6 separate regions of the Homo sapiens genome follow, and regions 2, 3, 4, 5 and 6 are each linked to region 1. A link is a contact called in ENCODE Hi-C or POLR2A ChIA-PET data. All regions are on one chromosome and are shown on one strand. The core of a region is the stretch at or near the end of the contact, and the rest is flanking DNA. Distances in the headings are between cores, read along the strand shown. Region 1 holds the start of ZC3H4 (zinc finger CCCH-type containing 4). Region 2 holds the start of BICRA-AS2 (BICRA antisense RNA 2). Region 3 holds the start of DACT3 (dishevelled binding antagonist of beta catenin 3). Region 4 holds the start of NAPA-AS1 (NAPA antisense RNA 1). Region 5 overlaps SLC8A2 (solute carrier family 8 member A2). Region 6 has its middle 9.2 kb from the start of SNAR-E.

Region 1 (3,656 bases), core at 422-2,921:
TTTTTTTTGAGACGGAGTCTTGCTCTGTCATCCAGGCTGGAGTGCAGTGGTGCCATCTTGGCTCACTGCAACCTCCACCCCCTAGGTTCAAGCGATTCTTCTGCCTCAGTCTCCCAAGTAGCTGGGATTACAGGCGCGCCACACCATGCCTGGCTAATTTTTTGTCTTTTTAGTAGAGACGGGGTTTCGTCACGTTGGCCAGGCTGATCTCAAACTCCTGACCTCAAGTGATCCGCCAGCCTCGGCCTCCCAAAGTGTTGGGATTATGGGTGTGTGCCACCACGCCCCGCTGCCAGCTGGAACATTTAAAAAACAGTAGGATCCGCTGGGCGCGGTGGCTGACGCCCGTAATCCCAGCACTTTGAGAGGCCGAGGCGGGCGGATCACGAGGTCAGGAGATCAAGACCATCCTGGCTAACGCGGTGAAACGCCGTCTCTACTAAAAATACAAAAAATCAGCTGGGCGTGGTGGCGGGCGCCTGTAGTCCCAGCTACTTGGGAGGCTGAGGCAGGAGAATGGCGTGAACCCGGGAGGCGGAGCTTGCAGTGAGCCGAGATCCGCGCCACTGCACTCCAGCCTGGGCGACAGAGCGAGACTCTGCCTCAAAAAAAAAAAAAAAAAAGTAGGATCAATATACCAGGAAGTCACATGGTGCCTCTGTCTCCAGATTTATCACTGTTGACACGGTTTTTCTCTCTTCCTGGAATCTAAGTGGTCTTTGCTTTGTCAGGGCCTGAAATAAGGTATTTCTTTTCTTTTTTTTTTGAGACAAGAGTCTCACTCTGTTGCCCAGGCTGGAGTGCAGTGGCATAATCTCGGCTCACTGCAGCCTCGCGACCTCCCGGGATCGGGCGATTCTCCCTCTTCAACATCCCGAGCAGCTGGGACTACAGGTGTGAGCCATCATGTCCTGCTAATTTTTGTATTTTTAGTAGAGAAGGGGTTTTACCATGTTCGTCAGGCTGGTCTCCAACCCGAGCTCAAGCGATCCGCCCGCCCCGGCATCCCAAAGTGCTAGGATTACAGGCGTGAGCAACATCGCCCCGCCTGAAATAAGGTATTTCTTCTGCCTGGAACCATCTCTTCTTTTTCATGTACCAGCCTAAAAGAACAATTACAAGACCCTCCTCTAACACTCCACCCACCCCCTTTATTCTTTAACTCTGTTTCTCTCCCTTGGGGCATTATCGGTTAAGTTCCATGAAGACAGAAACTGTTCCCATGCTCCATCACAGGGACTGGCACTGTAGAAAGAGCTAACAAGTATTTAAGGAAGATCCCTGGATTCGAGGTTACAGTGAGGTATGATCGTGTCACAGCACTGCAGTCTGGGCGACAGAGCAAGACTCTGTCTCTTAAAAAAAAAATCTTGCTGTGCTTTTTAGAACTAATCCTATGACCGTGAACCGATTACTTAAAACACCGAACTTCAGTCTGCAAATGGGAATAGCAGCAGCTTATGTTAGGACGGTTATGAGGGTCAAAAGATTTTGTTTGTACAGTCTACGACACCGGCCAGTGTTTCTAGCTCTGCTATTTGAGAGCCTTCCATGGGTCCTACACCCCAGGTCCTTAAACTCCCCTGAGGGACTACCAAGCCCCGCCCCTCTCGCATCCAATGATGACATCATCGACTGGGTTGTCGAGTGACGTCACCTCCGGGCTGGCTGGGCTTCATCGCTTCTCCGGAAACCTCCGACTCTCGGCACCTGGCCTCCAGCTTTCGGTTATTTTTTTTTTCCCTCTCCGTAGCCTGAATTCCTTCCCTCCCATTCTCCCACCTAAAACTATTGGCTCTTCCCGCCTTCCTTCAAACTAGCAATTTTCGGTTTTTCCCTCTTGCTCTCCGGCGAATTCCTGAAAGTCGTTTATTCTCCCCTTCAGCCCCGCCCGTTCAGCTCATTCTCTTAATCGCATTACCCTGGCTGCTTTTCTTTCGGCTGTTTCCACCTCCTGCCACCCACCCGGACACCGCTTTCGGCTCTTTCCGGACCGTCTCAGTTTCTCCTCCTTCCCCGGTCCCGATCGGCTTAGGCTATTTATGGCTCCCCTAGGTTTCTCATGCTCTCTCTAGCCCCACCCATATCACCACCTTCAGCTCTTTCTGGCTCTCCCCCGTCGCCTCCTCGCTCCTGCTCAGCTCCTTTCGGCTATTTCCGCCTCCCCTCGGCCTCGCCCTTTGCCTTCGGCTCTTTCCGCCGGCCTTCGGGCAAGCGGTCTCTACCCCTCTCCTGCACGTGACACGGCCTCCGCCTCCGCCTCTCAGTTCCCCCTCCCATCTCACCCTTCCTCCCGCCTCAGCCTCTAGGCTGGTTCGGGCCGAGCCGCCATTTTGTGTCAATTCCTGATTGCGGCGGGGGCCGGGCAGCCGGGGCACCCAGGGCGGGCAGAGAAGGGAGACAGTCGGCCCGTCTCCGCGGCCCGTTCCCTCTCTCCCTCAAATCCTTTTTTTCTTTTTAACCCCCCACCCCCCTCGCTCGCTCTCCTCTTCTCCCCTTACCCTTCGCTTGCTCCATCGCGCGCGGCCCGCGCTAATTACACCCAACCACCCACCAGTGTCCGTGTCTCCCGGGTGTCCCGCCCCCCGGGGGTGCGTGGGGGGGGGGCTCTCGCCCCTATGAGGGCCCCGCGCCAGTGAGCGAGTGACCGCAAGGGTGGGCTGCGGAGAAAGCAGGCGGCGAGCGGCCCTCCGAGGCCTAGGCCGTGCGGCCTACGCGGAGGTCAGCGCAGAGGTGATTCCGAAACCGAAAAAATATATACCCCATTCCCATCAGGAGCCCTCCGAGCTTAAGTGTGCCCCTCCCGCCACGCCCAAGCAGTCCTTTTTCGTGCATTAACATCCCCTCCCCCCCAAAGGAACTATGGAGGCCGCGCCCGGGACCCCCCCGCCGCCGCCATCAGAGTCGCCGCCGCCGCCATCGCCGCCGCCGCCATCAACGCCTTCGCCTCCTCCGTGTTCCCCCGACGCCCGCCCGGCCACCCCGCACCTCCTCCACCACCGCCTCCCGCTCCCTGACGACAGGTCAGGCCCCCGGTTGGGCCGGGGCTGCGTCCCCGGGGGGAGGAAGAGGAGGAGGAGGAAGGGGGGCGGCCGCCATGTTGGGCCGGGCCGCGGAGGAGGAGGAGGAGGAGGAGGAGGAGGAAGGGCGGGGTCGGTGGGTGTCTCTCGATCGCTTGCTCGCTCGCTCTTTCTCGCTTGCTTTCTCTCCCGGCCTCATGCGTTTCCCCCCCCTCGCGGCGCTCGCCCGCTCTCCCTCGCTCTCGCTCTGTCTTTTTTGGGCGCCATGCTGAGGGGAAGGTGAGGAGGCGCCCCTCGGACCCCCCGCGCCCGTCCGCCTGTCCTGGGGAGGGGGCGCCGTGGGGGGTGCTGCGGAGACCCACGGGGGTCCTGGCTGCCCCTGCGCCCGGAGCTGGCAGCTACGGGCCCGCTTGCCCGTCGCCTGGCTTCGGGGAAGGGGATGGGGGAGGGGCTCCGGACCCTTTTTGGGGGGATCTCGAACAACAGCCCCGCTCTTAGGGGTTTGGGGTTGGGGGTCTCCCAGCCCCCGGCAGTATCCTTTCTCCTGGGGGAGGCACACCCTGTCCTACTTGGATGATAGGTACTTTAGCTTAGGAGGCAGAAGGTGGGGGTTCATTCAGGTCCCTTCTCCATCCT
Region 2 (3,656 bases), core at 850-3,349, 490 kb before region 1:
CCTTGGATGTTTCTAGTTTCCCTTTCAAGTGCCCTCCGTAAAGAGGTGTAAGAGAAAGGCACCCCTAGATCTGTATTATACTATGGGGTGGGTAGGTAGGTGTGTGTGTGGGGGGGGGGTGACAAAAGGGGACGATGGTCAGGACATGGGCCTGGGCACAGACTGCAGCCCACCAGGATGGGGACACCAGAGAGCTAGGACCTGTCACCTGGGCCTCCCCGGGAGAGCTGACACCGCGGCCTCTGACCCCACCTCCCGGGAAGTTCAGCTGCTCAGAACCACAAAGCAAAACAAAGGGGCGCGGAGAGGAAGAAGCCGCAGTGCCTCCCAATCACCGCCGGCGCCCGAGCCCGAGCCTAGCTCTCCCGCGGCTCCTTGCCCGGTCCTCCCGGCTGGCCGCGCACCAAGGCCCAAGCAGCCCCTGGTCCCTCGTCTCCCCGCGGCCGCCCGTGACAGGAGTCGGGGAAGCAGACGAGGGGCAGCCAGGGATGGGAAAACCAGATGGCTCCATCCCTCCTCCCTCCTCCTCCATCCCTCCCTCCGGGTGCCCGCGGCCTGGCTGCCCTCCGCAGGGGCCCGGGGAGGCCGCAGGCCCAGCTCGTCCGGGCTCACCCCGGGGAAAGGGCTGCCTTTGTCTAAAGGTCACCACCCGAGCGCGGTGCCCCGGCCGGGCCTGGTGCCTCCCGTTCCCAGGCCGAGGGGTAGGAGATGGGGGGCCGCCCCGAACCTCGGGAAGTGACAGGAGGCGCTCACCCCCCCCACCCCCGTAACGGCCCCCTCCGGGATGAGCCTCAGCTGGGGGTGGGGGAGGGGGTCACCTCCCTCTATTGCCGGGGGCTGGGGGTCAAGTCAACTCCTTTCATTGTTTAGGGGCGGTGCGAAGGGGGGAGCCCCGGTGGCCTCCTTCCCCATCCATCCCTCCCCAGCTTTCCAGGGCCCCCCACTGTCCGCGACACCCACGGGAGGGATTTGGGGAGGGGGCGCAGGGGCCGAGCGAGGCGGGGAGATGCAGGCTCTCCGCCTCCGGCCGGGAGATCACCGCCCGCTGCCCGGTGGCCTTCGCCTTCCCCGAAAGGCGGGGAGCGGGGCGAGGGGAGGGGGCCGGGACGGGGAGGGGGTCTCCGCGCCCCTCCCCCCGTGGAACGTTAGGTCTCCTCTCTCCGCCGCTCCATTGTATCCCCGGCAGCCGGCGGGAGGGCCGGGGAGGCACTGGGCGCCGGGTCTGGGCAGGGAAGCCGGTTGGGGGGGGGTCCCCATAGGATCGGGGCGGCGGCGGTGGTGGAAGAGACGCGGGGCTGGGGGTGCCGGTGGCGGTGGGCGCCGAGCAGGAAAAAAAAAAAAAAAAAAAAAAGGAGGCAGCGGGCGCTGCGCCCCGGCTGGGGGGCTGAGTGTGAGAGTGTCGCGGGGGTGGGTTCGGCCCCGGCTCCGGCTCCCCCCACACACACCCTCGCCGCCAACCCCCACTCCCCCCTCGCTTTTGCGCCCTGTCACAGCCCCGACTCGCAGGTAGAGAGAGTTAAGAGATTTAAAGAGAAATTGCTACATTGTGAGAAACTCACCCTGATGTTTGAGCAGCCGTCGGCGCGGGGTCTCCGAGACGGCCCCGCACGGGCTGCAAAGGGAGGACCCAGAAGGGGCCGGCCGGCCGGGCCGGTCAGCGCACTGCCTGATCGCATGGCGGCCGCTCGGCAGCCGCTGCCGGGCCCCCGCCGCCGCCCCGCGCCCAGGCCCGCGCGCCCCGGGCCCGCGCCCGTTCCGGGGAGCGCCCCTCGGGTATGCAAAAAAAAAAAAAATTTTTTTTAATTAAATGCAAACGGAAAAAAAAAAAAAAAAACCTCTCAGGTTTTGTGTTCCGCCCCCCACCCCCTTCCTCCTCCTCCTCCTCCTCCTCTTCCCTCCGCCCTCGCCGGAGGAGGGGCTTCAGGAATCCCCGCCCCGCGTCCGGGCGGACCAGCCCCGGCCCCGCCAGGCCGAGCGGCGGGACCCGGAGCCAATGGGAGGCTGCGGACGTCCGGGGACTGGGCCCTCCGCGCCGGCGCCGCCCCCGCCCCCAGCCCCAGTCCCGGGGGTTCAGGGGCGCGCCTGCTCGAGCTCGGGTGTAGTTTGTCGACTGCCTCGAGCCCTGATCCGGATGCTGGGGCGCGGGGGAGCTGAAGGGATCCGCGCTCCCAGACCGCCGGTCCGGCTGGGGAGGGGGCGCCGTGCGTCCTGGGCGCGTCCCCTGAGGCGGAGGACGGTCGTCCGGCGGGAGGACGCGTCCAGGGGGAGCGCCGCAGGTCCGAAAAGATAGCGGGAGTCGAGGATGAAGGAAATGGAGGGGATGGAGGGGAGTTCCCCCCGGAGGTGGGACCGCGCCGGAGCCCAGAGTTGGAGCCTGACAGGGTGGAAGGCGGCGGGGACTTCGGGGTGACAGGCCGGGACCCCAGGCGTGGCTCGATCACTCACCCTAGCTGGTCTCCGTCGAGCCACGGCGGCGCCGGGGAGGCGGGTCGGGCCTGCCTCGGAGCCTGTCCCCGGCCGCTCTGGCCGCGCTGATGGGATTCCCAGAAGCCCCAGGACGCCGCGGTGGTGTCGGGTCCGTTTCCGCCCCACCAGGCCGTAAACGCCCTGCTGGCGGGACACGGATTCACGCGTTGCCCTTAGCGAGCGCTTGGTGAGCGCCCACTGTGTGCGCTGCGCAGTGCTGGGGGCCCAGTGGGGACACAGAGCCCCCGGACCTGCCCTCCCGATGCTTGCAGCCCAGGGAGATTTATACTTTGTTTTAGTCCCTTCTGCCTCCCCAGTGCCCTAGAAAAGCTCGTGCACACAGTAGGTGAATGCGGGTTGAATAAATGAGTAATCGAGACAGATTGTGATTTTGTTGTTGTTGTGTTATATTTTGTTTTGTTTTGAGACGGAGTTTCGCTCTTTCGCCCAGGCTGGAGTGCAGTGGCACGATCTAGGCTCACCGCAACCTCCGTCCCCTGGGTTCAAGCTATTCTCGGCCTCCCAAAGTGCCCGGCCTCTGTTTTTTTAAGCCTTAACATGTGTTCTAGTATCTTGGCGGTACTACCCATAATATTTACTTCAACGTATTTTTTTTTTTTATAATTTATCGGCCAGGCGCAGTGGCTCACACCTGTAATCCCAACACTTTGGGAGGCCGAGGAGGGTAGATCACCTGAGGTCAGGAGTTCGAGACCAGCCTGGCCAACATGGTGAAACCCCTTCTCTACTAATAATACAAAACTTAGCTGGGTGTGGTGGTGCACGCCTGTAATCCCAGCTGCTTGGGAGGCTGAGGCAGGAGAATCGCTTGAATCCGGAAGGCAGAGGTTGCAGTGAGCCGAGATCACACCATTGCACTCCAGCCTGGGCGACAAGAGGGAAACTCTGTCTCAAAAATAGTAATAATAATAATAATTTATCCAGCCTGGGCAACATAGCGAGACCCTGTCCAAACAAAAATTAGCCCAGCATGGTGGTGTGTGCTTGTACTCCCAGCTACTTGGGAGGCTGAGGCAGGAGGATCGCTTGAGTCCAGGAAGTCGAGGTTGTAGTTCCCCATAGTCATGCCACTGCACTCCAGTCTGGGAGACAGCAAGACCCTGTCTCAAAAAAAAAAAGAAGAAGAAGAAATTAATTTTGAGAGACCACAGAGGGTAAGGGCCCTGACT
Region 3 (3,656 bases), core at 858-3,357, 450 kb after region 1:
TCCCAGGCTCAAGTGATCCTCCTGCCTCAGCCTCCTGAGTAGCTCGCACTACAGGTACATGCCACCATATCCAGTTTGTGTGCCATGTTTGGAAGCAACTGTTGCTTGTTGATTCTCCAGACATCTATCTTTCTTTCTCTCTCTCTTTCTTTTTCTTTCTTTCTTTCTCTCTCTCTCTCTCTCAATTTCTTTCTTTCTTTCTTTTTTTGAGACGGAGTCTCCCTCTGTTACCCAGGCTGGAGTGCAGTGCCACAGTCTCGGTGTGTGCCATCATGCCCAGCTAATTTTTGTATTTTTAGTACAGATGGGGTTTCGCCATGTTGGCCAGGCTGATCTGAACTCCTGAACTCAGGTGATCTGCCCGCCTCAGCCTCCCAAAGTACTGGGATTACAGACGTGAGCCACTGCGCCTGGCTGATTCTCCAGAAATCTTTTGGCATCATCATTAATAAAAGCATCAAGAAGTCAAAAAGGAAATCAAGTGATCCTCCCGCCTCAGCCTCCCAAGTAGCTGGGGCTACAGGTGTGCACCACCACACCCGACTAATTTTCTAAGTCTATTTTGAACAAGAGGAAGACTGAATAAAGGTTGTCTCTAATAAATTTCAAGACATTTCCCCCCGGAAACTTACTAGATTAGTTTTTAAACTTATTTGTCAAACCCTTCTGTGGCTCTTAATCCATGGAAGACACTGCTCCAAGTACCTAATACATTTCATTGAATCCTCAGAACAACTGTATGAGGCAGCCAGTATTATGATCCCGTGATCAGATGAAGAAACGGTGGCACAGAGAGGTTAAGTAAGTTTTCCAAGGTCACACAGCTGGAAAGTGACAGATCTGTGACTCACCCCGAGGAAGTCTGGCTCCTGGAGACTTTGCTGTCTATCGCCACTATCAATTTCTCTCCATCTCACCACCAGAAGGTCACTTCGTGCACGGGGAATCATAAAAGAGGGAATTTCTTGTATGATCTTCTGGGCCTTGGCTTTTAGGGAGCCAAGGTCTGTCTGAGAGATGAGTATGAATATTAGAGCTAGGTCTTGGAAGTTGGTAGAGGCAGGCTCGGCGTAGTGATACAGATTGGCCGCCTGAGGGTGCCCCAGCCCTGCTTGCGGAGCCTGGAGAGACAGCAGGAAGCCTTGGAAACGAATGTCAGGCTCAGACTCCTAGGACCAGAGAACGTTGAGAATAGAGCATCATAGAAGGCTGAGAACAAAGCCCCTTAGAACGTAGAACAAAGGCCCCTGGAATGGAAGAATGATGAGCACACATCCTCCTAGCACCTGGGAGACAAAAGCTGCTTAGACTCTCTTCTGGTCAAAGCATAGAATCTTCCACCCAGGGTCTTATAATTCCAGAATTTGGAATGCAATCGATCTTAGACTCTTAGCAGCAAGACCGGCTACATATTTGGCCTAGTGCAAAGTGAAAATAAGGGGCCCCTTGCTCAAAAACTAAAAATTTCAAGACAGAAATTGCAGAACATTCAACCAAGCGCGAAGACCCTTCTAAGTGGATTCCAAGCCGGTGAAGCCGGCCCTAAGTAGAAACAATTTCATCGGAGGACGTCCGTCTGGTTTTACAGCTGAGTGTCTGGGAAGGCTTCTTGGAAGAGGAGGCGAAGTCAGGGCTCGACCCCCTAACCCTTTTCTCCCCCTGCGCAGCCTCAGAAGCTGAAGGTTGGGCGGGGTGGAGGGGTAGGAGCAGCTGCCAAACTGTCACGTGTACCCATTCCCTATTTATAGATCACCCTTCCCCTCGCGCCGGACAGTCCAATGGTAGCCAGCGCTCGCCCGCAAGAGGGTGGAACCTGCTGCAGGACCGGCCAGGCACAGACCAATGGCATTGAAGCAAGGGCGGGCTTGTTTCATTGTGACGCGTGGGGGGGCGTGGCCAGGGCCCCGAGGCAGTTGCACGGAGGGGGCGTGGCGAGCGGAGTGAGTAGGCAGTTGCGAGCATGCGTCGTGTTGGGCGGTGCGGTTGCACGCCCGAGAGTCTTCGTCAGGAAGCTTATTCGCCAATAGGCGGCTGTTGCTCGGTCGCCGGGGGCGTGGCCATGCAGATAAGGCGCGGGTGGGCGGCCCAATGGGCGGGCGCCTATGCAGATGAGACGGTGACAGCCCGGCCAGCGGGCGGGCGGGCAGGCTGCTGGGGCGGGGAGGTGGGACCGGGAGAGGGGTGGCCGCGGGGCCCGGCCGGGCTGGGGCGGGGGGCCGCAGCCATGATCCGGGCCTTCTCGTTCCCGGTGAGCCCTGAGCGGGGCCGGCTGCGGGGCTGGCTGGAGGGTAGCCTGGCCGGGCTCTGCGAGTTACATTGGCTCCGGGAGAGGCAGGAGTACCGCGTGCAGCAGGCGCTGCGGCTGGCCCAGCCCGGAATGGGGGGCGCCGAGGCCGAGGACGAGGAGGACGCCGATGAGGATGAAGATGCGGCGGCGGCGCGCCGGGCCGCAGCGGCCCTGGAGGAGCAGCTGGTAAGGGGCTGCCTGTCCGTCCGTCCCTCCACCCCCGTCTGTGTCTGTCTGTCTCGGTTGGATGCTCAGACACCGGGCGGGGGTTGGGGACCCGGGTAGGCAGGGAGTGAGAAAGGACAGGGGGTGGGGCTGGCGACCCCGGAGTTCCGGCGGCGGGCCGGACCTGGCCTCCCCGCCCCCAAATCGGGGGAGGGGGAACTGCATCGCCCCCACTGGGGCCTCGTGAGAAACACAGGCCCTGTCTCTTACACCCCTTCCCCAAAGAAAATCCTTGTGGGCGCCAAGTATGTGTCAAACCCGAGACCGGGTACTTTGCAGGCGTTGTCTTCTTGCGGCTTGGGAAACGGGGTGATAGTCCCCATTTAACAGAGAAACAAATTGAGGCTCAGAGAGAGCAAGCGACTCACCCAAGGTGACACAGCCAGGCTCCAAACATGCCCTTCTCTGGGCCCCGCCACCAGGGCTCCATCTTCCCTAAGTCCTGGTGTGCTTGGAGATCTCTGGAGGGGGCGGGGTGGGAGGAGGGGAATCTCAGGGCCTCCAGAGGGAGGGACCACTGCTGAGAGGAAGCTCACAGTCCCTGAGGACCCCCCACTGGGATCTTGACCCTTTGGTGACACTTCCCCTGCTTCCTACCTGGCCCCAGCTCTCCTTGACCCAAGGGGAGGCAGGTCGAGGCAGCGCCTGGGGGAGACTTCTGGACTCTGGGTGTTCTCATGGTGGAAGATGGGCAGAGGTCTCCGGAATGACTTGAGGACGCCCCATGCCTCTCCCCTTTCTATGTCATTCCTTGAGTCTCCCGATCTCGTCCTGGGTTCTGTCACTCTCTCCGTCCTGCCACATCCCTGTGACTTTCTGTGTCTGCTTCTCTTTCTTCATCCTGTCTCTCTGTCTCTGTGATCTCTGTGTCCCTCTGCATCTGTCTCCTTGGCCTTCCCTTCCTGCCTGTCTGCACCTCGCTCTCTTCTTCTTGCCCGACGTCCCAGGCTCAGTCTGTCTTCCCCTCCCCCCAGCCCGCACACCCTGGCTCCACGGCAGATCCCCATCCCCAAGCCTGTGTGTGGCCAGAGCTTCCCGTTTCGGGAAACCTGAGCCGAGGTGGCAGTGGAGGGGGCTCTCCCCGCCGCTGACCTCGACCGCCCCCTCCCCAGATGGGGAGTGGGGAGGAAGACTGAAGCCAGGC
Region 4 (3,656 bases), core at 721-3,220, 370 kb before region 1:
TCCCGAGTAGCTGGGATTACAAGCGTGCGCCACCACGCCCAGCTAATTTTTGTATTTTTAGCAGAGACAGCGTTTCACCATGTTGGCCAGGCTGGTCTCAAACTCCTGACCTCAGTTGATCCGCCTGCCTCAGCTTCCAAAGTTCTGGAATTACAGGCATGAGCCACCAGGCCCGGCCTGTTTTGGTTTGTTTTGTTAAAACTTCATAGGCAGTTCAAGTGTGCAGCTAGGATTGGAAACCTCTTAACAGGATGATTCCTTCCTAACCTGTAACTTCATTTTTTCATTCATCCGCTCAACATGTGGCTTATAGGTTACTAGGGCGGGAAGACGCCTGAAGGAAACGCACTGCTGAAGTGGCACTAGACCCACGTGCCACTCCCTCAGCGAATATTCACTAAGCACCTGCTGCATGCCAGGCCCTGGGAATACAGCAGCACTGACGGCATTCCCAGACTGCCCTCCAGGAACTTCTACTCTCCACATCCAGAAATCTGGAATCATCACAAATTCCTTGCCACCTCCGTTATCCAGTCTGCCTTTGAGAACTTTCCATCATGTAAGAGCTGTCTCTTACATGCTCAGCACATAGTTTGTGATTTTTGACACATATTTTCTGAATGCCTGCTTTGTGTCAGGCCTTGTGTTCCAGGTACAGGCGATAAGGCCGTGATCAAGGGAGATCAGCCTGCTGCCTTCATGGAGCTTGCAGTCTGTGTGTGCTCGAGGTGTCCAGGACAGCTGGCCAACCCATGTCTTCTGGAAATGATACACAGATGTGCACATAGTACCCAAACCTCCATGGCCTTCTAGGGACAAAGCAGCACAGACAGGAACCCCTGAAGGCCCCAGAGTCGGAAACACCTGGTTTACATCCTGTCCCCACCACTTGCTAGCATATCAGTCAGTGGACTTACTCTTTCTGAGCCTCCATTTGATTCTCTCTAAACTGGGATAATAAACCTCTTTGTAGAGGTTTCTTTCTTGCAAAGATTAGTGAGACAGATTTGCAAAGGACGTCCGGGCACATAGTAAAAGCTCAATGAATCCTGAATAAGTGAACCGGCAGGGAGGGTAACAGTAGGCCCTTGCAGAACAGTTGTAAGGAATCAGATTATCAGAGCCAGCATGACTGTCACCAAGTAGGTGTTCGATAAAGGAGGTGGTTATTATAGCTGGATCATTTTTCCTTGGGGGCAAGAAGAATGTATTAATTATTTTAAAGGTGATACTGTTAAGATTATGAACTATAGGCCGGGCAAGGGGGCTCACGCCTATAATCCTAGCACTTTGGGAGGCCGAGGTGGGCGGATCACCTGAGGTCAGGAGGTCCAGACCAGCCTGGGCAACATGGCGAAACCCCATCTCTACTAAAAATAGAAAAACTAGCCAGGTGTGGTGGCGCCTGTAATCCCAGCTGCTGGGAGGCTGAGGCAGGAGAATCGCTTGAACCCAGGAGGCAGAGGTTGCAGTGAGCCGAGATCGCACCACTGCACTCCAGGGTGACAGAGCAAGACTCCGTCTCAAAAAAAAAAAAAAAAAAAATAGTGAACTGTGGAGTTACCTTGTTTGGTTTCCAGTACTGACCGCTCGTTACTAGCTGTGTGATCTTAGGCAAGTTACTTTACCCCTCTGTGCCTCAATTCCTTCATCTCTAAAATGGATTTAAGTACCTACCTCCACCCCCTTGCGAATTTTTAATAAAGTATTAGATGGAATGCACTTACAGTAGTTCCTGGCACATAAGGGCAATATTAAGTTTTATGATGATGATGATTCGACCTTCCACACAGCATACAGCGAGAGGCCGTGGCCACCACCTCCCATCTCTAGTCACAGACTCCTTATGGCAGCCCCTTGGTCCAGAAATGGAAAGGAGAAGAGAGCGCGGGCGCAGTGGGGCAAAGTCGCCTGGGAGGCCCGAGCAGGCGACCTGGCCGCCATCTTGGGAGAGGGCAACGCCGGCAGCTTCCGTACGTCATCAGCCCGCGCAACGGCCGGGCACCCGGCGGTTCAGGTCGCTTAGAGAGTCGTAGGTTGGGTAGTGCGGGTTGGGGCGGGGGCTGCGGAGAGGGTGCTTAACTGAGGGGCATGATGGGGGAGGCGGCCGTGGCCGCGGGGCCTTGTCCGTTGCGCGAGGACAGCTTCACGCGCTTCTCGTCGCAGAGCAATGTGTACGGGCTGGCAGGCGGCGCCGGCGGGCGCGGGGAGCTGCTGGCCGCCACCCTTAAAGGCAAGGTGCTCGGCTTCCGCTACCAAGACCTCCGACAGAAAATCCGGCCAGTGGCCAAGGAGCTGCAGTTCAACTACATTCCCGGTGGGTGGCGCTATGGTGCTGGGGGGCGGGGGCCTGGAACGTGGTGTTGAGAAGGCTTCTGAGGCTCTGTCTGAGCCGGGTCACCGTGCTGGAAGAATGGGATCAGGTGGTTTTAAGGGGGTCACTGGGATCAGCGGGCAGGCATAGTTGGGGCCCGGATGAGCCTAGGGTTTCAGGATTCTTCAGACTTACAGGTCAGGATCCCTAGTACCCAGGGAACAGAGATCAGGTGATGGTGGTCAGGACTCAGACCAGAGGGCATGATCATTGCGGTAGCCAGAGCTCACCATGTTGGGGAGATTGGAAGCATGAGTCTGCCTGACACTGAACTTAGAACTCTCCCCTCCCAGTGGATGCGGAGATTGTCTCCATCGACACTTTCAACAAGTCACCCCCCAAGCGGGGTCTGGTTGTGGGGATCACGTTCATCAAGGTACCTAGAGCCCCCTCCACCTCCCTTCGCCCTCCTCCTTACACACATGGTGAGTTCCACTGAGCCGCCCCGGATCCCTCCTGCCACCCCTGCCCTCCCCTGAACCCCGTGTCCTCCGCCAGGATTCAGGGGACAAGGGCAGCCCCTTCCTGAACATTTACTGCGACTACGAGCCCGGCTCTGAGTACAACCTTGACTCTATTGCCCGTGAGTGAGGCGTGGACGGGAGGAGGGAGAGAGTCCCCAGCAGGTCCCCCATGCTAACCTGCCTGTGCCCTGCCTACAGAGAGCTGCCTGAACCTGGAGCTCCAGTTCACTCCGTTCCAGCTGTGCCATGCGGAGTGAGTGTCCCCTGCGCATCGACGCCCACTCCACTGTAAATGTAGAAACCCTGGCTTCTCGAACCCCTTCTTTACTTACAGACCCCTGTAGTCTGTTTCCCCTTCTGGAAAATAAAGAGGTTGTACTAGATTAGGGATTGAAAACTAAAATGCCAGCCGGGCACGGTGGCTCACACCTGTAATCCCAGCACTTTGAGAGGCTGAGGCAGACGGATCACCTGAGGTCAGGAGTTTGAGACCAGCCTGGCCAACATGGCGAAACCCCGTCTCTACTAAAAATACAAAAATTAGCTGGGCATGGTGGTGTGTGCCTGTAATCCCAGCCTACTCAGGAGGCTGAGGCAGGAGAATCACTTGAACCCGGGAGGCGGAGGTTGCAGTGAGCCAAGATTGCACCACAGCACTCCAACCTGGGTGACAAGAGCGAAACTCTGTCTCAAAAATAAATAAATAAAATAAAATGAAATTAAACTAAAATGCCTTTGGGGACCAGAGAGGTCATGTGAGAATGGAAAGCACAAATGTAATATAACAGGGAGCACATGTGCACACACACATATGCAGC
Region 5 (3,656 bases), core at 559-3,058, 330 kb before region 1:
TGCAATTGTCATGGTGATATGGCTCTCCCATGGGGCTGTGAACCCTGTGAGGACAGGGCCTGGTTACTGCTGTGTCCCCAGCACCACTCGGCACAAGGCACACAACGGGTGCCCTTAGGAGTGTTTGTTGAATGAATGAGTGATGCCAAGTTAAGGTGTATGGACTTCCTCTTGGGGGCATCTGGGAAGGGTTTTTATCAGAGGAATGACAGAGTCCTTTCTGGGTCCTATATCCCTGCCACTTAAAATGTGACCAGGACATCCCCTGGAGCTCGTTAGAAATGCGATTCTAGAAACCCGGGAGCTTCTAAACCAGAATCTGCATTTTCACAAGCTCCACCAGGGGATTCATATGCATATTAAGGTTTGAGAAGCAGGGATGTAGAACACCCCAGGCTCCCTCTCAACTCTTGGACTTTGCATGTGCTGTTCCTTCTGCCTGGAGTATGCCCACCTGCTAATGCCTCCTCCAGGAAGCCTGCCCTGATCTCAACCTTATCATTACCTGTTTAATTCCCACCTTCTGCTCTTCACGAGTTCCACGCGGGGAGGGGCCCACTCTGTCTTGTTCCCGCTCTGCAGCCCTTCCTCCAGGACGCCCACCCCGATTCACCCTCAGTATTACTTGTTTAATGCCTGTCGACCCTCATACTTGGGAGTTCTTCTATGGCACCTACGTCTCCTCTGGGAAGCACGTCCAGACTCCCCCCGTACAACACACAGCCGATGACCGACCCTCACCCCGCTCTTCCCCCTCCCCACCCCGCCGCAGCGAGGGCACGCTGGTGTTCAAACCAGGCGAGACGCAGAAGGAGCTGCGCATCGGCATCATCGACGACGACATCTTCGAGGAGGACGAGCATTTCTTCGTGCGGCTGCTGAACCTGCGCGTGGGCGACGCGCAGGGCATGTTCGAGCCGGACGGCGGCGGGCGGCCCAAGGGGCGGCTGGTGGCGCCGCTGCTGGCCACCGTCACCATCCTGGACGACGACCACGCAGGCATCTTCTCCTTCCAGGACCGCCTGCTGCACGTGAGCGAGTGCATGGGCACCGTGGACGTGCGCGTCGTGCGCAGCTCGGGCGCGCGCGGCACCGTGCGCCTTCCCTACCGCACGGTGGACGGCACGGCGCGCGGCGGCGGCGTGCACTACGAGGACGCGTGCGGAGAGCTGGAGTTTGGCGACGACGAGACCATGTGAGCACGCCCGAGGCGGCCCGGAGAGGGGCGGGGCTTCGGAATGGGCGAGGCCTGATGTGGCTCAGGGGCGGGGCCTGGGTGAGCCATGCCCACATAGTGGGCGGGTCTTGGTTGGGCCTCGGGAGGGGAGGGGCCTGCGTGGCCGTGCCCGCAACGTGGGCGGGGCCTGTGACCCATGCCCACGACGTGGGCGGGGCTTCACTGAACAGCTGGGCCCTCAGGAGGAGAGGGGCCTGAGTGAATCGTTCTCCAAAGTGGGCTTGGCCTCGGGAGGGGCGGGGCCTAGGTGTGCTGTGTCTACCACGTGGGCGGGGCCTGGTGGGGTTGTGACTGTGAAATGAAGAGGCGAGGCCTAGAAGGGTGGCCGGACAGGTGAGAAGAGGGCCCCAAGGAGGAAGGGGGGACGAGGTGAGGAGAGATGGGACGGGGCCTGGGGAGAGCGGTGTGGGGCCTTAATTGGTAGCTCGTGGAGTGTGTGCTGAAGAGTACCCAGGGAGATGTGGGGAGAGGCTTGTGGAGATGAGACGCTGTCGGTGGCTGTGGAGAGGGGGCGGGTCCAGGGCGATAGGTGGGGTCTGGGTTTGGACATACGACATCAGGAAATGGGAAAATGGATGTGGGCTGCGGAAGAAGGCGGGGCCTAACAAGATGGGTGGGGCCTGGGCGCGCGGAGCTAGGGAAGGGGTGGGGCTTCTGGGTATGAGGAAGAACCTGGGGAAATAGCGGGGCACCTAACGCGAATCTGGGCGAGGATTTGGGAAAAGATGGTGCTGGAATCTGGGGGCCTGGGAAGGCAGGGCAGGGCCTGGGGAGACACTGGGGAGCCTGAGGGCTGGGATTTAGGAAAATGGGGTCTGGGGAGGTGGGCTGGCTGGATACACTCAGACACACACATGTAGACAGACGTTTACAGATTGGACACAAAGCCATTTATACGCACCACACACACATAGACACACACGGCAGGGCCAGGCGTGGTGGTCAACACCTGTAATCCCAGCGCTTTGGGAGGACGAAGCAGGAGGATCATTTGAGGCCAGGAGTTTGAGAGCAACCTGGGCAACATAGCAAGACTCCTACTCTAAAAATAATTTTTCTAATTAGTGGTGGCGCATGTCTGTAGTGCCAGCACTTTAGGAAACTGAGGCGGGAGGATGGCATGAGCCTTGGAGTTGGAGATCAGCCTCTACTCTGCTAAAAATTGTTTAAAATTAGCTGGGCATGGTGGTGTGCACTTGTAGTCCCAGCTACTTGGGAAGCCAAAGCAGGAAGATGGCTTGAGCCCACGAGTTAGGTGCTGTAGTGAGCTGTGATCACCCACTGCACTCCAGCCTGGGCGACACAGTGAGACCCTGTCTCAAAAAAAGAAAAAAAACACGCAGACACACATAAAATCACGGACACGTACACTAAATTATTAAGTCAGGGCTGTTCTCACGCCCAGATCCCTGGCCACCCCTTACACAGGTGACCGAGTGTCCCCCAATGTGTGCCTGAAGCCTCACATTCCCCCACCCCCCTGCCCAGGATGCAGGCAGCGCCTGCCCCTCCTCTGCCCGCTCTCTTCCGCCCCCGCATGCCCGTCTGTCTCCCTCCTCCGTGCCGCCCACGCGCCTCCTACTCAAGCGGAGTCCCCACCGCGCTCCCCCTCCCTCCTCCTCCCAGCCTCTGCGCTTCCGCCTCGGGCAGCACTCAGCTTCTCACTGCTCTCGCTGTCTCTCCGTCTCTCCCTCTGCATCTCTGCATCTCTCACTCCCTGGGCTGTCTCTCTCTGGGTCTCTGCGTCTCTGTTCATCTGCAGCTGTCTGTCCCCAGCACCTCGCTCTCTGACTCAGCTTATATTTCAGGCACACTCCACACCTTTCCTTCTCTCTCTCTGTCTGGCTTGGTCTCTGTCTGAGGGTTGTTGAGAACTTGGGTTGGGGGCTGCGAGAGGCACCATCCCAGACCCCTCTCTCACACCAAGAGATGGGGGAATGGAGAGTTTTCTTTCTGCTTTTTCCGGTCCTTCTTATAGTCCAACCTGCTTCCCTCCTGCTGCTGCAACCTTACGGCCCTGTCCTCCCCCACATGGCTTCCCCAGGCTGGGACACCCTCTGTCCCCCACCCCCACAAGCTCCCAGCTGTGGCTTCAGAAGACAGAGAACAGGAGGCTAATTAGTGTTTAGGGAAACTCTTCCTTCCTCTGATGGGCAGGCACTAATTAGAGGCGCTTTGAAGCAGCTGGGCTGGAGATGGAGGAGAGACACCCAGAGATGGGGTGGCAGGGAGAGCATGAGAGACAGAGACAGAGACACAGAGATAGACACAGGGAGAGCTGAAGACAGAATAACAGAACTGGAGAGAGAAACAGAGACAGAACAGAGAGACAGAGACACAGAAAGACAGGAACTTAGAGGTCGGGCACGGTGGCTCATGCCTGTAATCTCAGCACTTTGGGAGGCCAACACGGGTGGAT
Region 6 (3,656 bases), core at 499-2,998, 290 kb after region 1:
CCACCGAGCCCAGCCTCAAGGAAGCTTCTGAACTGTTAGGGGGAGCTCCTGCTCTAGGCCCAGCAGCTTCCAAGGCTTTAAAGGCATAATCCCATTTAATCTTGTAATGACGCTGTGAAGTGGCTCTTGGTATTAGCATTGCAATTCTGAGTATTATCTCCTCTTTGTAGATAAGGAAGATCATTTGCCCAAGGACACACAATGAGCAGATGAGACTGGAACCCAGATTTCTAGAGTGCTAGACTCTGTGTCTTCCCATTCACTTTATTTTTTATTTTATTTTATTTTATTTTTTTGAGACAGAGTCTCACTCTGTTGCCTAGGCTGGAGTGCAGTGGCACGATCTCAGCTCACTGCAACCTCTGCCTCCCAGGTTCAAGTAATTCTCGTGCCTCAGCCTCCCCAGTAGCTGGGATTACAGGCGTGTGCCACTATGCCTGGCTAATTTTTGTATTTTTAGTAAAGATGGGGTTTCACCGTGTTGGTGAGGCTGGTCTCAAACTCCTGACCTCAAGTGATCTGCCCACTTTGGCCTCCCAAAGTGCTGGGATTACAAGCGTGAGCCACCGTGGCCAGCCATAAAATTTTTTTTTTATTATAAAATATCTGGGCTTTTTTTGTTTTTTGTTTTTTAGTTGGGGCCTTGCTCTGTCACTCAGGCTGGAGTGCAGTGGTGCAATCTCAGCTCACTGCAGCCTCCGCCTCCTGGGCTCAAGTGATCCTCCTGTTACGGGATCTTTGGGGTGTTGCTTTTCTGGCCAGAAACCTCTGTGGCTGCAGTGCCTTTGCCCAAGTTCTTGTCCTGTGTCCAGGAAGAATGAGGTACACAGACAAGTGAAGGGTGAAGAAGATGAATAGGAGCTTTATTTAGTCTTAGAACAGCTCAGAGGAGACCGTCAGTGGGCAGCTCCTCTCAGTAGGCAGGTCACCCCATCGAGTGTTCAGCTCTCAGCAGAGATGAGGCCCTGAAGAGGGTGGTTCCTCTCGGCAGGCAGGTCATGTAGGCGTCTCTGCAGGTCTCTGAAGCTCTCAGTAGAGAGGGTAGCTCCTCTGTGCAGGTGGTAATCCCATTGTCTCTCTGTCCTCTGCCCTCTGCCCTGCTCTGGTGGAGCCTGGGGCTTTTATGGACCTCAGAGAGGAGGAAGTACGTGCTGGTTGGTCCATGGGCTGCCATGCGTGGGCCCAGAGGAGGTACAAGTCCCCACTCTTGTCTGTGGGGTTGGCAGCCTGGCCCCCAGCCTTCAGGCCCTCCCTGGCAAGAAGGTGGGGCCTTACTAGGGACCCCCCACCAACTTCTGCCCAGGAATCCGTCTGCCTCCTGCTGCCATTCATGGCCCCAGGACTGGACCCCAACCCCGATCCCAGATCAGAGCTGGCGCTGGGAGAGAAGAGAGGCCAGGCAGCAGGAGAAGACACCCAGCAGTCTGCAGAGATTGGGGGGGCCTTCCCGGCCTCTGAGAGTGCAGGCTGCAGAGAGGCCCAGGTCCTCAGCCTCAGAGGGCGGCCACAGCTGCATCCGGGGAGCTCCTGCCCTGCCAACTCGGAAGGGGTGGGGCTCCCACTTGTCCCCGGCTCTTGCTCACTCTGTGGAGCTGGAGGCCTAGGTTGGCAGCCATGGGGGCAGCTGCAGCTGCACCCGGGAGGGCAGACCCTACCTACTTCTGGCCCCTGCAAGAGCACAGGAAGGCTCAATCCACAGTGGCGGTTTGGGCGGCTGCAGTGGCATCTGGGGAACTCCCACCACAGCTCAGAAGGGGCAGGGCTTCCACCGGCTCCATGGAGTGTGTAGCCCCAGCCGCACCTCCCTGCTGCAGCCGGTGTAATGACAGCAGCCACTGCCATCACTCCTGCCTCAGTCTCACTAGTAGCTGGGACTACAGGCGTGCACCACCACGCTAGGCTGATTTTTAAAATTTTTAGCAGAGACAGGGGTCTCCCTATGTTGCGCAGGCTGGTCTCGAACTACTGAGCTCCAGCTCGGCCTCCTGCCTCAGCCTCCCAAAGTGCTGGGATTACAGGTGTGAGCCACTGCGCCAGGCCTAAAATAATTGTTTTGGTTTTTCTTTTTGTTTGAGACAGTTGTCTTCTGTTCTGCACACGCAGCAGGAAATTGGATCTCTACCTCACAGCATACTCAAAAGAGTTGAAATATAACCTATTTGTAGTTATCAGCGACCTGGGTGAAGACACACCTGGCAGAAGGGTGTGGTAGCCTCATTAAACATGAGTGAGAATGAATTCCAGGTGGAGATGGGAGAGATGATTTATTTGCTAGCTGGGGAAAGAAGAGGCAGGCCCAGCCCAGAGGGAGAATGAGAGGCGGAAGATGACATTCGCTGCATGCCTGACACCTGCCTGAAGTTAACCAGGGTCAGCCCGGCCTTTCCTCCCCCGGGATGTCTCCAACTCGGCTGACAACATCCACTTTAATTAATACAGCACAGCAGGACACTTCCTGTGTACAGCTACACGCTAAGGGCCAGGAGTAGCCTAATGTCCTTGAGCCCCAGAGAAACCATCGTGTGTTCAAGCATGCTGTCTGGAAACTTAGAAAGGGCTCATGACTCCTCTCTGCTTTCACACCCCACATCCCATCCAGGGGAAATCCTGTTGACCTTCAAAATGCACCCGAAGTCGGACCCCCCAAAGGCTGGACGCCGTGGCTCACGCCTGTAATCCCAGTACTTTGGGAGGCCTAGGCAGGCGGATCACCTGAGGTCAGGAGTTCGATATCAGCCTGGCCAACATGGTGAAACCCCGTCTCTACTAAAAAATACAAAATTAGCCAGGTGTGGTGGCACACGCCTGTAATCCCAGCTACTCGGAAGGCTAAGACAGGAGAATCGCTTGAAGCTGGGAGATGGAGGCTGCAGTGAGCCGTGATCGCACCATTGCACTCCAGCCTGGACAAGACACAGCGAGACTCCACCTCAAAACAAAAACAAAAACAAAAACAAAAACAAAAACAAAGTCTGAACCCCCAGAGCTAGTCTAGCCATGATCATTTCTCACCTGGAAAATTGCAGTCACCTCCTCGCTGCTTCTGCCCTTGTCCCCAACAGAAAGGTCCCCATATGGCAGCAGAATCCTTTGACAGAAGTGACATGATGTCATTCTCCTCCTCAAATCCCTTCTGTGGCTCCTGCCACACTCACTAAAAGACAACATCTTCACCATGACTCACCAGCTCCCTGTTCTCTGTCTGACCTCATCTTCCACCCGCTCTTCCTCTGTTCCATGCAGACTGTGACTGGCTTTTTTTGTTTTTTTTTTTTTTTGAGACGAAGTCTCGCTCTGTCACCCAGCCTGGAGTGCAGTGCCGTGATCACGGCCCACTGCAACCTCTGCCTCCCGGGTTCAAGTGATTCTCCTGCCTCAGTCTCGCCTCCTGAATAGCTGGGATTACAGACGCCCACCACTACTACACCCAGCTGATTTTTTTTTGTATTTTAGTAGAGACGGGGTTTCTCCATGTTGGCCAGGCTGGTCTTGAACTCCTGACCTCAGGTGATCCGCCTGCCTCGGCCTCCCAAAGTGCTGGGATTACAAGGGTGAGCTACCGTGCACAGCCAAGGGTATTGGTTTCTTATTGCTCCTGTAACAAATGACCATACACTTAGTGGCTCCATAGGAGACAGATTTATTTACTACCTTAC

What was found. A loop is a pair of places that touch in the nucleus more often than their neighbours do. ChIA-PET counts read pairs that join two places held with the same protein, here RNA polymerase II (POLR2A). Pooled maps may share reads with other maps.
Region 2: a loop to region 1 is called in a map of B cell, with 5 times the contacts of the local background. The contact joins the promoter of BICRA-AS2 here to the promoter of ZC3H4 in region 1. A Hi-C loop is called at or near these places in 2 of 168 maps with a recorded cell type or tissue (B cell and naive thymus-derived CD4-positive, alpha-beta T cell), 12 of 37 single-sample maps with no recorded cell type and 13 of 50 pooled maps.
Region 3: a map of B cell shows a loop between it and region 1 (16-fold over the local background). The contact joins the promoter of DACT3 here to the promoter of ZC3H4 in region 1. A Hi-C loop is called at or near these places in 1 of 168 maps with a recorded cell type or tissue (B cell), 2 of 37 single-sample maps with no recorded cell type and 11 of 50 pooled maps. POLR2A ChIA-PET finds 5 or more read pairs at or near these places in 5 of 52 experiments (HCT116, HepG2, PC-9 and 2 more).
Region 4: a loop to region 1 is called in a pooled map, with 7 times the contacts of the local background. The contact joins the promoter of NAPA-AS1 here to the promoter of ZC3H4 in region 1. A Hi-C loop is called at or near these places in 1 of 37 single-sample maps with no recorded cell type and 7 of 50 pooled maps. POLR2A ChIA-PET finds 5 or more read pairs at or near these places in 3 of 52 experiments (CD4-positive, alpha-beta T cell, H1 and activated B cell).
Region 5: a pooled map shows a loop between it and region 1 (3-fold over the local background). The contact joins the enhancer-like site here to the promoter of ZC3H4 in region 1. A Hi-C loop is called at or near these places in 1 of 50 pooled maps. POLR2A ChIA-PET finds 5 or more read pairs at or near these places in 3 of 52 experiments (RWPE1, WTC11 and activated B cell).
Region 6: a map of B cell shows a loop between it and region 1 (27-fold over the local background). The contact joins the enhancer-like site here to the promoter of ZC3H4 in region 1. A Hi-C loop is called at or near these places in 2 of 168 maps with a recorded cell type or tissue (B cell and transverse colon), 3 of 37 single-sample maps with no recorded cell type and 6 of 50 pooled maps. POLR2A ChIA-PET finds 5 or more read pairs at or near these places in 8 of 52 experiments (A549, A673, GM10248 and 5 more).

The regions. Positions count from the first base shown.
Region 1 is chr19:47,111,791-47,115,446 of GRCh38, reverse strand. It overlaps ZC3H4 (zinc finger CCCH-type containing 4), which reads left to right and starts at 1,671. Exons shown (of 15, transcript NM_015168.2): 1 at 1,671-1,727; 2 at 2,858-3,023. The coding sequence starts at 2,863. RefSeq lists enhancers at 1,529-1,758, 1,999-2,158, 2,038-2,765, 2,766-3,494 and silencers at 2,569-2,658, 2,909-3,398.
Region 2 is chr19:47,607,072-47,610,727 of GRCh38, reverse strand. It overlaps BICRA-AS2 (BICRA antisense RNA 2), which reads left to right and starts at 2,099. Exons shown (of 1, transcript NR_186352.1): 1 at 2,099-2,855. It overlaps BICRA (BRD4 interacting chromatin remodeling complex associated protein), which reads right to left and starts at 1,594. Exons shown (of 15, transcript NM_001394372.1): 1 at 1,560-1,594. RefSeq lists silencers at 1,410-1,479, 1,550-1,599, 1,660-1,709, 1,820-2,199, 2,260-2,339 and 4 more.
Region 3 is chr19:46,659,633-46,663,288 of GRCh38, reverse strand. DACT3 (dishevelled binding antagonist of beta catenin 3) reads left to right here and starts at 2,107. Exons shown (of 4, transcript NM_145056.3): 1 at 2,107-2,473. The coding sequence starts at 2,225. DACT3-AS1 (DACT3 antisense RNA 1) reads right to left here and starts at 2,925. Exons shown (of 3, transcript NR_040042.1): 1 at 2,881-2,925. RefSeq lists silencers at 1,730-1,849, 2,060-2,309.
Region 4 is chr19:47,482,596-47,486,251 of GRCh38, reverse strand. NAPA-AS1 (NAPA antisense RNA 1) reads right to left here and starts at 1,970. Exons shown (of 4, transcript NR_038452.1): 1 at 1,728-1,970. KPTN (kaptin, actin binding protein) reads left to right here and starts at 2,033. Exons shown (of 12, transcript NM_007059.4): 1 at 2,033-2,317; 2 at 2,668-2,750; 3 at 2,873-2,957; 4 at 3,037-3,091. The coding sequence starts at 2,092. It also overlaps a transcript of NAPA not described here. RefSeq lists enhancers at 1,659-1,788, 1,819-2,108.
Region 5 is chr19:47,445,348-47,449,003 of GRCh38, reverse strand. It overlaps SLC8A2 (solute carrier family 8 member A2), which reads left to right. Exons shown (of 10, transcript NM_015063.3): 4 at 773-1,195. Among named protein-coding and RNA genes, the nearest start is that of SLC8A2, 25 kb to the left of the region's middle. RefSeq lists silencers at 1,468-1,537, 2,744-2,793 and an enhancer at 1,432-2,357. Within about 2 kb of position 1,808, at least 2 of the 41 ENCODE cell types and tissues checked have a DNase peak (open chromatin) inside an H3K27ac peak, as active enhancers do.
Region 6 is chr19:46,819,648-46,823,303 of GRCh38, reverse strand. No RefSeq gene overlaps it. Among named protein-coding and RNA genes, the nearest start is that of SNAR-E, 9.2 kb to the left of the region's middle. RefSeq lists enhancers at 1,385-1,444, 1,615-1,734. Within about 2 kb of position 1,748, at least 11 of the 41 ENCODE cell types and tissues checked have a DNase peak (open chromatin) inside an H3K27ac peak, as active enhancers do; they include B cell and transverse colon, where a contact is called at or near this core.